Linked DNA regions of Homo sapiens: region 2 is linked to region 1. Evidence: chromatin loops called from intact Hi-C (ENCODE). Cell type or tissue: CD4-positive, alpha-beta T cell. All regions are shown on one strand.

Region 1 (2,500 bases):
TTATTTATTTATTTATTTTGAGATGGCATCTTGCCCTGTTGTCCAGGCTGGGGTACAGTGACGCTATCTCAGCTCACTGTAACCTCTGCCTCCTGGGTTCAAGCGATTCTCCTGCCTCAGCCTACCAAGTAGCTGGGATTACAGGCATGAGCCACCATGGCCGGCTAATTTTTTTTATTTTTTAGTAGAGATGGGGTTTCACCATGTTGGCCCGGCTGATCTCAAACTCCTGACTTCAGGTGATCCGTCCACCTCGGCCTCCCAAAGTGCTGGGATTACAGGTGTGAGCTACCACGCCTGGCCTGACCATGATTTTTAGAAAACACAAAAATATTACCATGATGAAGGGTTCTCCCTTGGGAGAAATGGAGGCCTGCTAACAACAATGTGAGTAGGTTGGAAAGTGAATCTCTATATCTAGTTCAGCCTTCAGATGACTGCAGCCATGGCCAACAGCTTGACTGTAATTTCATGGAAAACCCTGAGCCAGATCCACCCTGCTAAGCTGCTTCTGAGTTACTTATTGTCTTAAGCTGACAAGTTCTGGCAATATTTCACACAATAGATAACCAATACATATAAAGTTGATCAATATATACAAGTAGTCCATGGTAAGACTTCCTCCCCTATACCAGATTTAACTAACATCCCATGAACAGACCATAAAGCAGAAAAGAAAAGTTTCAGAATTAGTTACCTGTACAATTGGTGGAGTTGTCTGTGAATAAGGTGATGTCACACCATAGACTGTTGGACATGTCTGTCCTTGATAATATATGGTTGCTTGAGACTGTGCAGGAGAGTACTGCTGCTGTACACTGACAGACTGTTGGTTTGAATCCCAAACACTATAATTCTGTCCCTGAACTGGGCCGGGGGCCGGCACTGGCAAGACAGCAACGCTGGAGTCTTGGTGTACTACACCATCACTCTGGGCCACATACTGGGAACTGGAAACTTCCACAGGAGCTGCCACATGTGGCACCACTGGTACTGGTGGAGGGGCAGAAAGGGGTTCTGTAGAATGTCCCACCAAGGGCTGAGCATGATCATAAGGAGCAGGAGAACACACTGGGTCCATGCTGGGTGTGGGCAGGAGCACCTTTCCAGCATTAGGGTTGCTGGGATCCACATAGGCCTGCATGGGATAACCTGGTGGGTAACCAGCAAAGGGATGATGCGGGGCATTATAACCAAGAGAGTCATAGGGCAGTGGTGATGTCATTCCCAGGTTCTGCATCTGTTGCTGTTGTTTCTGAGCCTCCCGTTGAGCCACCTCTTGCTCAAACAACTTCCGGCGTTCCTCTGTAGAAAGTTTATTGCGGTCTTTAATTCGTACTTTCTTTTTAGAAGTTGGTGTATCATATCTAGAAAGAAAATAAGGACCACAAAAAGTTGCTCCCTAAATCATAGACACAATCAAAGCACTAATAAGTATTATGTCACTCATGACTAAACCACTAACCACATCAAACCCTATTTGGCACTGGTTTACAACTATACTCAAAATTACTCAGCTTGTCTTGCACACAGAACAGAATCCCAAGGAATTGACAAAGAGATGAAAATAATTTCATCTCTAATTTCATCTCTACCCTTAGTTTCTAGAATTTTAAGATTAAAGATAGATACAGCATCCTATTCTTTATAGCTGGGGACATTTCTATAATCACAAATTCTAAAATTAAAATAAAAAACAAAATAAGTGTCATAAACCAAGAAATAATCCAATACTCAATCCAATTTATTGTCCCTAAATTCCACAGTACGGTTAAGCAGGAGATTAGATATGAAGAGAAATAGTTGAAAAATAACCTTCAAATTCAAAAGTCCAATGAATTCCAACTGGGAAAAGAAAAAGAAATCCTCATAAAAACATACAGCAGAAAGACATATACAAAGAGAGCCTCTTAAAAGCAGACCAAGAGAAAAGCCCGATTAAAGAAGGATGAAAATTAGACCAAGTCTCACAAAACCAGTTAAGGGAAGCCAGAAAACTGAAGAATAAATAGAGTCAGAATGTTGAGAGAAACTATTTCCCCAAAAAAACTTCCTTTCAAAAATGAGGGAGAGGCCAGGCATGATGAGGCAGGCAGATCACCTGAGGTCAGGAGTTCAAGACCAGCCTGGCCAACATTGTGAAATACCCATCTCTACTACAAATACAATTAGCTGGGCCTGGTGGTGTGTGCCTGTAATCCCAGCTACTCAGGAGGCTGAGGCAGGAGAATCGCTTGAACCCAGGAGGCAGAGGTGGGAGTGAGCTGAGACTACGCCACTGCACTCCAGCCTGGGCAACAGGGCAAGACACCGTCTCAAAAAAAAAAAAAAAAAAAAAAAACACAAAGAGGGAGAATATTCACATAAGACTTGTACATAGCAGCAACATTCACAATAGCCAAATGTCTCTGAAATGATGAATTTATAAACTATGGTACATGAATACAATGGACTACTCAGCAATTAAAAAAAAACCTACCGAGACACAAAATAACATAGA
Region 2 (2,500 bases), 110 kb before region 1:
GCCCATCCTCAGGGCCACTGCAGCCCCATGCCGGGGTGGAGGGACTTCCTGTCGGGTGCTGCCGTGGTGGGAGCTGTGTTCCAAGGGCACTTAGCGGGTAGGGCAGTCACCCGGAGTCTGACTCACCCTGAAGATGGAGTGATAAGAAGTGAGCTGAACACCACCATGCCTGGGACCAGAAACTGCACAGATCTCTACTGCCCAGAGACTGGCAGGGGGAAAGGGGGAGAGACTCTGCTTCTCCTGGGCAGGCTGAGATCTCGTCAGGCTGCAGAGCTCCTCACTCTGGGTCCCCTGCACTCAATGTGCTGCTAGGATGACTTGGTCCGAGTATCCACTCTATCTGCTGACCAGACCAAGAGTTCCTAGAGGGCAGACGTTTGTTGTACCAGTTTGCACCCACAGGCCTGACACCAACTACAGCAGGCACAGCACTGTGGTAGAGGAGTGCACAGGAGCGGGGAAATCCCAGCTCCATTTCATCTTGGCTGTGTGACCTTGGGCAAGTTATATGACCTGTCTGGCCTCAGTTTCCTCATCTACAAAAATGAGGATAATCATACTGACATCATATCACCATTACAAGGAAATGATGAAGGAGAAAAGCCTGCAGCTTAGGGAGCCTGAAGAACAGGGAGAATCAGGCCAGGGCAGGAAGGAAAGGGCTGCAGAAAAGCCAGCGGGGCACAGGCCCAGAACGGTGTGCCTCTGCAGAGGTCATGGGAAGCTCCCATGCCCATCATCCTTATCAGATGTTCTCAGCAATCCTGTAAGCAGACAGGGCAGTGTTGTAATACCTGCTTCACCAAGACATTAGGAGATGACGTCAGATGATCTGTGCAGTGTAGACAGATCTGATTCCCCATTCAGTGCTTCACCAAGAGTCAGCAGGAACAGGTGGTGACTACCATCCAAGAGGCTGGGATTAGCTAAGAGCCACTGCTCTCCTGTGGGTTCATGTGTTCCCTAAAGGCTTCTGAGCAGAGCAAGAACAAAGCGCTGAGCGGGAGGCTGGGAGAACAGCGAGGCTAGAGATAAGGACTGGAGATAAGGACGGGAACTAGGTCAACAGCGGTGGACTAGAACAAGGAGGTGCCTCAACGCTGTGGGGAGACAGGGAGGAGCAGAAACAACTGAGGTTCTGCTGGTGACTCACTGGGGGAAGGAAGGCGCCTTTGACAAAAAGGTGGTGGCACTTAGGGGACAAAGAGAAAGGGTGTGGCAGCCTTCAGGCATTCTAACGGTGAGGCTTGACACCCAAGGCCTGACGAAGGTTGGTGCCAAGGGATAGCACCTGTCAAGGTGCCCTCAGCGGTGGAAAGGAGGGCCCGCTCCACTCAGAAGAGAGGCACGCTGGGCCCCACCATCCATATGGCACCTCAAGGGCCAGGCCACGGCATGCCTAGTGCAGCTCCTCGCCAGGCCCGTCACACGGCCCTGCCCAGATATCCTCCATGTGTCTGTCAGGAGTGTGGGGAGCCAGCCCAAGTCAACTCTGATCCTATTCTTGCTGCAAGTGCTCAAGGGAGGCACTACAGAGCTCCTCCAGCAGACTTTATCAGTCGACAAATACTGACTGGCTCCCCTGTGGTACTCCATGCTGTACTCAGATACTCCATGCTGGGTACTGAGGAGGAAGAGGAACGAGTAGGCACCTAGTGCCCACAGAGCAGGGCAGGGGTTCTTATCCTCGGTGCACAGATTCCAGAGGTCAATGACCAGACAGAAACACAGGCGAGTGTGAGAAGGTGAATCTTAGTGGATGAGAAATCTGGAGCTCTTCAGATTCTCAAGGGGGTGGTGACCCACAGGGGAAAAGGGAAGGTGTCAACAGCCAGGGAAGGCAGTGTTTTTTTGGGTGGCATTAAGAGGTGTCTACAGAGGCTTTCCAAAGGAAGTGTCACCTTAAAGGATGAGTGACAGTGGGGACAGAGGGACGGAGGGGGAAGAGAGCAGAGGGAACAACCAGAACCATTAGTATGCAAAAGGCCCCTCCCACTGCCCTGAGACTTCACCCACACTGGCCCCAGCAGGAAATAACCTCTTGAAAGGTCACACAGAGGGCAGGGCAAAGACCAGTCTCTTCCCCTTCCTTCATATGCAGCCAGACTGGACGAGTTCCTCTGGGAAGTCTGGCCTGGCTCCAAACTCCCTCCAGGGTCCTCCCTGTAGGGGCACTGTGGTATGCAGGAAGCCCAGCCTGCAGCCCTGGACTGGGCAGGTGGTGGGAACATCAGGACACACTGCTTACCAGTGGTGGGACCTCCCTGAGGCTCTGTCTCCTCCCCTGTCAAAGTGGGGCTGGCACTACTTTAACAGGGGCATGTGAGGATTATACAAGGCAACTTGGGTCCACCATGTGGTACAGGGTCCCGCATGACCCTGCACCATGAAAAACTGCCTGCTGGCCGGGCACAGTGGCTCACGCCTGTAATCCCAGCACTTTGGGAGGCCAAGGCAGGTGGATCATAAGGTCAGGAGTTCGAGACCAGCCTGGCCA

What was found. Hi-C counts contacts between places; a loop is a spot of excess contacts. Peaks named below come from ENCODE experiments on the same cell type or tissue, not always from the same donor. Only the 100,000 strongest peaks of a DNase experiment are listed, where the experiment ranks them.
Region 2: a loop joins it to region 1, with 2.8 times the contacts of the local background. A loop is called at or near these places in 2 of 110 quality-filtered maps.

What each region holds. Positions count from the first base shown.
Region 1 is chr3:47,056,124-47,058,623 of GRCh38, forward strand. It overlaps SETD2 (SET domain containing 2, histone lysine methyltransferase), which reads right to left. Exons shown (of 21, transcript NM_014159.7): 15 at 698-1,367. Among named protein-coding and RNA genes, the nearest start is that of NBEAL2, 78 kb to the left of the region's middle. In CD4-positive, alpha-beta T cell, no CTCF peak of the experiment used is centred here; a DNase peak (open chromatin) is centred at 1,398; H3K27ac peaks cover 1,043 bases.
Region 2 is chr3:46,947,341-46,949,840 of GRCh38, forward strand. All of the region lies in intron 1 of CCDC12 (coiled-coil domain containing 12), which reads right to left. Among named protein-coding and RNA genes, the nearest start is that of CCDC12, 28 kb to the right of the region's middle. RefSeq lists a silencer at 899-1,193. In CD4-positive, alpha-beta T cell, no CTCF peak of the experiment used is centred here; DNase peaks (open chromatin) are centred at 81, 431, 1,121 and 2,041; H3K4me3 peaks cover 970 bases; H3K27ac peaks cover 2,500 bases.